Regions from separate parts of the Homo sapiens genome. Here region 1 is linked to region 2. Evidence: chromatin loops called from intact Hi-C (ENCODE). Cell type or tissue: dorsolateral prefrontal cortex. All regions are shown on one strand. Each heading gives the region's core, and the rest is flanking DNA. Links, peaks and the distances in the headings are about the cores only.

The links. Hi-C counts contacts between places; a loop is a spot of excess contacts. Peaks named below come from ENCODE experiments on the same cell type or tissue, not always from the same donor. Only the 100,000 strongest peaks of a DNase experiment are listed, where the experiment ranks them.
Region 1: a loop joins it to region 2, with 4 times the contacts of the local background. A loop is called at or near these places in 5 of 110 quality-filtered maps.

What each region holds. Positions count from the first base shown.
Region 1 is chr17:3,474,027-3,478,416 of GRCh38, forward strand. It overlaps ASPA (aspartoacylase), which reads left to right and starts at 1,971. Exons shown (of 6, transcript NM_000049.4): 1 at 1,971-2,369. The coding sequence starts at 2,134. It also overlaps a transcript of SPATA22 not described here. In dorsolateral prefrontal cortex, for the core only: a CTCF peak has its summit at 2,239; no DNase peak of the experiment used is centred there; H3K4me3 peaks cover 2,982 bases; H3K27ac peaks cover 4,000 bases.
Region 2 is chr17:3,645,873-3,650,262 of GRCh38, forward strand. It overlaps CTNS (cystinosin, lysosomal cystine transporter), which reads left to right. Exons shown (of 12, transcript NM_004937.3): 4 at 1,572-1,650; 5 at 2,975-3,059. It overlaps LOC105371493 (a long non-coding RNA gene), which reads right to left. Exons shown (of 6, transcript XR_007065579.1): 4 at 4,292-4,389. Among named protein-coding and RNA genes, the nearest start is that of CTNS, 11 kb to the left of the region's middle. In dorsolateral prefrontal cortex, for the core only: a CTCF peak has its summit at 2,118 (motif pointing left); a DNase peak (open chromatin) is centred at 2,109; H3K27ac peaks cover 732 bases.

The sequences.
Region 1 (4,390 bases), core at 183-4,182, 170 kb before region 2:
CTTTGGGAAACAGGGAGTTAAAAATCTTTCGGAAGTTAACTTGGTATAAGAGTATGAAAAGCCTCTGTTGCTCTACTTCTGAGGAAATGCTCTCCTTTTTCCTAATAAAGCTTTCCACAGAAGACAAACTCTGTACACAAAAAACAAGGTAAGTATGGGAAATAATTGCTGCAATTCATTAACTCTCAAAAAAGTTATTCATTTTGACATGTAAGAGAAACTTTATTTATGAATGTGAAATGTGCTTCAAAGTGCTGATCTGTTAAAATTCCATAAAACAAGCTTCAAAATGCAAGTCATTTGTGCCAGCTACGAGTAAATAACTGAAGCAGCATTTCCAGAGAGACTAGGGCAAAGGACAGAACAAACTACAAATCAGCAGAAAAGAAACCAAGCATAGTAGAGTGTTAATAATTCACCATGGTTACTGCTCTTAAAACCAAAGCAACTAAACAACTGTCATCTGTTTACTTTTACGTGTGTTTTCATCATCTCTACACCGTCTGAAGTGTTCAGTGTACATGGATGTGGACAGACAGTCAAAGCCTACAGGAGCTTTTTTTTTCTATTAGAACAGTCATTTTAATGCATAGATTTGATGTGGTTATTTTGCTTTCTCTATCTCTGCATTATAAGCTCTTAAAGGAAGAACATTCAGTGGGTTTATTAAATATTAGGAAGCATTCATATTTTATTTTTCCACCATGTATTTGGTTTGTATGCATGTTTGTTTCCTGAGCACACTGTAATGGCTGTTTATGTGAATTCTGAAAGAGCAAAACTAGAACTGTGAAGAAGACCAAAAATAACAGAGAGGCACCCTATTGTCCTGTGAAAAACACTAGACTTGGGATGAGAAACATGGGTCTCAGGCCTAGGTTCTCCTACATCCCTGCAGAACCTTAACTGAGTTACTTAACCTCTCTTTCGTTTACCCCTGCAGTGGGGATGTCAACACCTAACCCACCCTATCGTATAAAATTAATGTATGAATAAACTGAGTGAAAGGACATTATAAATTAAACTCTGCAATTGTAATAAATTACTCTTATTGTACCCTCTATCAAACAACCTGGCGTTACTAGTACATGGTATTCCCAGTACTTGAACATATGTGACTTTCTGGGTGACTGAGCATGAAATCAAATCAGATTTGGCTCAGAGTCATTTCTCCAAAGGGATGTAATCATCTTAGTATTCTGGAAAATTTCCCCTAATAAGACCCCTTTTTGAGTAACACAGTCCAGTGGAGAGTCCCCGCTGACAGTGAATAAGGCTGTGTCTATGTAAGTTCACATGATGTGGTTAGCACATGCAGTGTGTCCCAAGACATTTTCAGGCATCACAAAAACTTGAAAAGTACTAACAGTTGTCTTTCCTTTGGTATTTAGGCAAAAAATGAGGAAGATTCATAAGTAAGTTAACACAGAATTACCAAAAACCTCATGAGAAAGAAATGAAGGGATGTTTCAGGGTAGCTTTTCGAGTCCCAAGTGATCATTGATTTGGCCCTTCTGTTTCTGATTGTGAAAAAGCATTCTGAAAGAATGGGCGCCGGTTCAAGAGGAGGTCTCTGAGGGTCAGCCTTTGGCTGTTTATAGAGGTGAGATTCAAATGCCCTCAGATCATGAAAAGTGCTTGAACTCATTTCAGAGAAGAAATGTTTTGAAATGCCCGTGGAAATACTGAGTGGGCCACTTTTTTATTTTGTGAAATTAGAAACGTATAAACTATTTTTATTATTACAGATAATTGTGAAAGCCTCACTGGATGACATCCTAGCTGAGGAAAAGAATGGAATTTTTGTATTAGTATGAAATGCTAATTTATTACTGTATTTAGATCTACTGACCATCTGAGGGAGTTAGAAGTTAAAGTAAACAGCTGTATCTCTAGTTGATCTTTGCATATTTTAATCCAAATATGGCAAAGGGCAGGGCTAAAGAAGGGAGTGTCCATAAACGGGGCTCAGAACTTGTAACAGAAAATTAAAATATACTCCACTCAAGGGAATTCTGTACTTTGCCCTTTGGGTAAAGTCTCATTTACATTTCTAAACCTTTCTTAAGAAAATCGAATTTCCTTTGATCTCTCTTCTGAATTGCAGAAATCAGATAAAAACTACTTGGTGAAATGACTTCTTGTCACATTGCTGAAGAACATATACAAAAGGTTGCTATCTTTGGAGGAACCCATGGGAATGAGCTAACCGGAGTATTTCTGGTTAAGCATTGGCTAGAGAATGGCGCTGAGATTCAGAGAACAGGGCTGGAGGTAAAACCATTTATTACTAACCCCAGAGCAGTGAAGAAGTGTACCAGATATATTGACTGTGACCTGAATCGCATTTTTGACCTTGAAAATCTTGGGTAAGACTATGCTTTGTATTGTATATGTATGTATGTTGTGTGAAAAGTGGTAGGTGTGTGAAAGAGAACACATATATGTATATGCAGATGATAATTCATGTCCGTACATGCAGTCGTATGTTGAATAAGATCACTTTCACTTTTAATTATACTGCATTGTGAATTGCACAATTATCTAAACTGGGCATTCACATGCTCTTTTATAAACCTTCTTAAGCACCAGATTATTAAGTTTTCTTTTCAAATGTATACAGACTGAGACAATAAATAGAAAAGGGTTTTGTTTTAAAATCATACCTTTAAAGAAACAGATTTAATACTCCTTTGCATTGAGTTAGTGTTTGGCCACTATGCTTGCATATAAAATTGTTAGCTTTTTAGGAAATTCACTACGTTTTCAAGCAACTATGCTTACGGTAATGCATAAAGTTCTAGTTCAAAAAATGTAATGTTTCAAGTAATATTTGTTGAATGAAAGCGTGATTAAATATCTTTTGTCAGAAGACATCAGACACTTTGGGAGGCCGAGGCAGGCGGATCACGAGGTCAGGAGATCGAGACCATCCTGGCTAATGCAGTGAAACCCCATCTCTACTAAAAATACAAAAAATTAGCCGGGCGTAGTGGCGGGTGCCTGTAGTCCCAGCTACTTGGGAGGCTGAGGCAGGAGAATGGCGTGAACCCGGGAGGCGGAGCTTGCAGTGAGCCAAGATTGTGCCACTGCACTCCAGCCTGGGAGACAGAGCAAGACTCCGTCTCAAAAAAATAAATAAATAAATAAAAATAAAGACATCAGACCTCCCTGTGATCCGAAGTAGCAGACGTACTTAACTTCCATGGTGGATTGTTGTAGATGGGATACCAGAGATGAGAACTAAAGACACCATCTGAATTTTCAGAGCTTATATTTTGCTGATTTGTAATATATTGCATACAACGTAAGCAGTCATAACATGCTAGGTTAGGTCCTTATTAATTATTTTTGCCTTCGTTTACATCATAATAGCTACCACTGTGGATATAATATGACTCCACATATTTGCTTTTTACCACTTCTTTCTTTCTTTCTCTTTTTGAGATGGAGTTTCGCTCTTGTTGCCCAGTCTGGAGTGCAATGGTGCAATCTCAGCTCACTGCAGCCTCCACCTCCGGGTTAAAGTGATTCTCCTGCCTCAACCTCCCGAGTAGCTGGGATTACAGGCACTTGCCACCATGTCCGGGTAATTTTTTGTATTTTTAGTAGAGACGGGGTTTCTCCATGTTGGCCAGGCTGGTCTCAAACTCCTGGCCTCAGGTGATCTGCCTGCCTCAGCCTCCCAAAGTGCTGGGATTATAGGCATGAGCCACCGCGCTGGGCCGCTTTTTTTCTTTTACTAAAAAATATTCTGAAACATCTGTTTTTCTCAGGAAACTGTGCCAGGTACTGGGGGAGTACACAGCTCTATACAACTTGGTTTCTACCCCTCAAGGAGTTGGTAGACTACTAGCTAAGATATAAGATACATGGCCGGGCACAGTGGCTCACACCTGTAATCCCAACACTTTGGGAGGCTGAGGCAGGCAGATCATGAGGTCAGGAGATCAAGACCATCCTGGCTAACACGGTAAAACCCCGTCTCTACTAAAAAAAATACAAAAAATTAGCCGGGCATGGTGGCGGGCACCTGTAGTCCCAGCTATTCGGGAGACTGAGGCAGGAGAATGGCGTGAACCTGGGAGGCGGAGCTTGCAGTGAGCAGAGATGGTGCCACTGCACTCCAGCCTGGGTGACAGAGCGAGACTCCGTCTCAAAAAAAAAAATATATATATATATAAGATATGCACAGGCACAACTAGCCACTGTTCTATGTGCTTGTTTTCTGATCAACTCTAATTTGAGTTAGATCACTCCTTAGGTTTAGTCTCAACACAGATCAAAACATGGACACTACTCTTAATAGAAACATGCCTCACTTTATGGAATAGATGTTTTTCAGGGCAATTATACTGCAGTCATCCTGTTTGTATCAAATCATATTTTT
Region 2 (4,390 bases), core at 93-4,092:
AAAAAAAGTTTCCTTCCAACCCAAGCGTCTAAAATTTCAGATCTCAATTCATCTGCCTTTGAGGGGTCTGAGTGACAGGGTCTGGGTGGGGGGAACTGGGCCTGGGGGGTCTGAGTGACGGGGTCTGGGTCGGGGAACCGGGCATGCTGGCAGCCTCTGCCGTTGCAAAGACGCTCCTCATCACAGTCATGCACCTGCTTCCCCGCCCGGCCTAGAGTCATGACCATAACCCCAGGCTGTGTGTAACCCTGAAGGCAATCAGGCAGGGGAAGTGAGATGGCAGGTGTGGCATGAGCCTTCCAGTACCCCTGGGAGCAGAGGCTGGGACGGGGCTGCACAAAGAATACAGGAAGCACACAAAGAGAGGCTTACTCAGTCCGGTGCTCTGGGCTAGTTGGCCTTGCAAGAGGGTTTTCTTTCTTTTTTTTTTTTTTTTGAGATGGAGTCTCGCTCTGTTGCCCAGGCTGGAATGCAGTAGCGATCTCAGCTCACTGCAACCTCTGCCTTCCAGGTTCAAGCAGTTCTCTGCCTCAGCCTCCAAAGTAGCCGGGACTACAGGTGCATGCCACCAAACCCAGCTAATTTTTTGTATTTTTAGTAGAGACAGGGTTTCACCATGTTGGCCAGGACGGTCTTGATCCTCTGACCTCGTGATCCACCTGCCTCGGCCTCCCAAAAGGCTGGGATTACAGGCATGAGCCACCACGCCTGCCCAGTTTTCTTTCTTTTTTTAAGAAAATATTCTGTAGAAACAGAGTCTTTCTGTGTTGCCCAGGCTGATCTCCAGCTCCTGGGCTCAAGCAGTCCTCCCGCCTTGGCCTCCCAAAGCGCCAGGTTTCTAAGCGTGAGCCACCACGCCCAGCCCCACGATGGTTTTCTAAGACCCTAAGACCCAGATCTGCTTCTTCCCTCATCTGGGGGCCTGTTTGTCAACTTGATTCTGAGTTAACAGCTTAATGCCAAGAAGAAATCTCAGAGTGAAACAACTATTCACCCTTCCTCCTCCAGTACCCCGCAGATAGTCAGCCCCAGGAAGGGGACCAGTGCCAGGGTGAGCTGGGTTGGGAAGGGACCCCAAAGGGCTCCTTAGAAACTCATTAGCTGGGCCCATGTGTCTCTCTGAGAGTGCAGGAAAGGGGCTGGCCCAGTTCTTCAGGACCATTTTGACTTCATGAACAGAGGAGACCCCTGTGCTTTCATCTGAAGAGGTGGTTCACGGCTGCCTTTTACGCTCCCAGGTCACGCTGGAATTCCCCTGTAATGATTTTTGGGCTCCATGGTTCTCTAACAATCTCTGGTTAACTCAGCCGCAGACTCTCAGAGCCTGTCATCGCAGCGGGAGGAGGACGCTCCGGCGTTTCCTGCTCAGGCCTGTTTTCCTCCATCTCTGTCTCTGGCAGCAGGTGGGGAAGGAAGCTAACCAGGGCCTGTGTTTGCAGTCCCATCACAGAATAGGGCTCGTCAGAGAGTCAGAGCTCAGGAGTTCAGATGTCAGGGGTTTCGGCCCAGTTTTCTGTCACAGGCCTGAACTCTGACCCAGTGCCTCATGTCATTGATTTGGGTCCTTCCAGAGTCAAGCGTCAGCCTCACTGTTCCTCCTGTCGTAAAGCTGGAGAACGGCAGCTCGACCAACGTCAGCCTCACCCTGCGGTAAGTTCCTGGGCCTGGCGCTGTGCTCAGCTCCGCTCAGGCCCCGCAGCTGGGTCAGGGCTGACCCCTGGCTCAGTCTGTTCAGATTTCAGATGCGCTATTCTTGCCTCTTACCTGTAAGACAAGCCCTAGAAAAAGGGATGGTGCTAGCCCCGGGCTGCAGGATGGGATCGCAAAGGCTGACCCCCACCCTGAGTCCTCACTTTCCCTGGCAGGAGAAGGAAGGGGTGCTTCTCCCAGAGACGTGCGTCTTTTCCCCGCATGGGAAGAGTCCTGTGTGACCGGTGTTGAGGCCAGATTTCAAAGCGATTCTTTCTAAGACTAAGTATTTGAAGAGAGCCCTGAAGGTCAAGGGGCAGGGAGCTGAGCTGCTGGTTGGCACTTCTGAGGTTGCTTTCAGAAGCAGGAGTGGCCACGTCGGGTGAATGCCGCTCATGCTGGGCCTTGTCTGGGAGTCTCACTTGCTGCCACCTGCTGGCTTAGGCACAAACGTCGCGACCTAGTCCAGTCTGTGCCAGGGAGGCTGCCTCTGCCTTCTCTGCTCTTAGCTGCTTTGTCCTTCCCTTGCCTCCCAGCCGTGAGGATTCCCTGATGAAGAAGACCTAGAACCCTCTCCTTCTCTCTTTATGCCTTTCCCCCTTCCTCGCCTCTCCTGCGAGATCTGGCCTGAAAGCAAAGCTTTGGTTCCGAGGCCCCTAGCAGGCCTGCCATTCCGCTCCCAGCTCCTTCTGTCTCTGCACACCCTCCCCCTGCAAATCTTACAAGTCATCTCTTACCACAACTGTCCAGGCCCCTGGAGTGGCCTCCCACTGCCTTTCAGATTAACTCCAGGCCTCTAAACCCAGGGCCAGGGCCCAGAAGACGGCTTCCAGCCAGCACATCTGCCTTCTCCCGTCAGATGCCTCTCCCAGCTTTCCAAGTCCGGACTGCTCCCTCCTCATTCCCTGCCTGAGCCCTCTCCTCCTTCAGTCAAATGCTGGCCCTCACACAAGGCCCCACTCAGACCCGACTCTCTGGGAAGCCTTTCCCACCGGAGCAGGGAGCCACGGTCCTGGGCCTCCAGATGCCTCATTTGTCATTCACACCCACCTTGCTTTCTTCTCTGTTCTCACCCTACCCTGAAGGGACAGACACCTGGTCTCCTGATTAAGACAGGAAGGCCTACGGGAGCACGATTTCCACCTGGCTACCCATCAGGGTGGAGCACCTAGCATTTCCTAAGCCTAACTGCTTGAGAGTTGAAGGCCAGATGTGAAATCCAGAGGGTTGGTTGAGATCTCACTGTCCAGCTTCTCAGCAGTAATTAGACTCTTGTCCTCCACAGGCCACCATTAAATGCAACCCTGGTGATCACTTTTGAAATCACATTTCGTTCCAAAAATATTACTATCCTTGAGCTCCCCGATGAAGTAAGTAACCAATCTTAACGGATGGGTAGGGAAATGCTAGGTAACAGAACACATTTGAATTAAGAGCTGGTGGAAACAGGTCTCCTAGGCGGCCCCTGTTCCATCAACCTAGAAATCTGTGATTTTGGCTTTGTTGGTGTCTTTTGGGGATGAGTATCACATGCCATTAGATGGAATTAAGAAGGTGATAGTGAGGAACCTGAGGCAAAAATGGTTCTGGGAATGTAAACGTTCTTACCGGGAGTGGTGGCTCACGCCTGTAATCCCAGCACTCTGGGAGGCCAAGGTGAGCGGGTCACCTGAGGTAGGAAGTTCGAGACCAGCCTGATCAACATGGTGAAACCCCATCTCTACTAAAGTAAATACAAAAATTAGCCAGTCGTGGTGGCATGCACCTGTAATCCAAGCCACTTGGGAGGCTGAGGCAGGAGGATCACTTGAACCCAGGAGGCGGAGGTTGGGGTGAGCCTAGATGGCCCCACTACACTCCAGCCTGGGTGACAGAGTGAGACTCCTTCTCAAAAAAAAAAAAAAAAAAAGTTCTTACAATTTTCAAGGCCTGGCTGCTCAAAGGGCATTCAAGGACCAGAGAATTGGGCTTCCTTAGGAACACAGCATCTCAGGCCCCATCCCAAACCTACTGATTCAAAGTCAGCACACTAGCAAGATCCCCAAATGGTTTGAGTCCACATTAAGGTTTGTGAAGCCTCATTCTGAGACACCACTGGTTGGGTGTCGTTTCCAAAAACCAGTGCCAGAGGCCGTGTGATCTAATAGCGATCATTACCCATAGCTTTATGCATGTATCTATTTGTGTGTACCCTGCTCCCACCTTACTGAGCATTTGAGCCAGTTGCTATTCAATTAGATAAAAAGCATCCACAGAGGAGGTGGCAAATAAGGGTTTAAATAACAAGATGAACGCAAGTCACTCAGGGCGCATAACTTCTGGAGAGCTATTGTACAACCTGGCGATATAGTTAACAATCATGTATTACTGCATGCCTAAAAACTGCTAAGAGATAGATCCTAAATGTTCCCACCACAGCTGGGTGCAGTGGCTTGCACCTATAGTCCTAGCTACTCACGTTCGTAACAACAACAAAAAAAAGATAAGTATCTGAGATGATGGATATTAATTAGCTTGATTTAGTCATTTCACAATGTATGCATACATCAAAGCATCACGTTATATACTGCAAATATATACACTTTTTATTTGTCAATGATACCTTAATAAAGCTGGTGGAAGCAGGAGGAGAAGAATGCAGGGATGAGATCAGTAGCCATGAGGCACATCAAGATGGGCTGCAAATCAGCTCTGAGCCCCC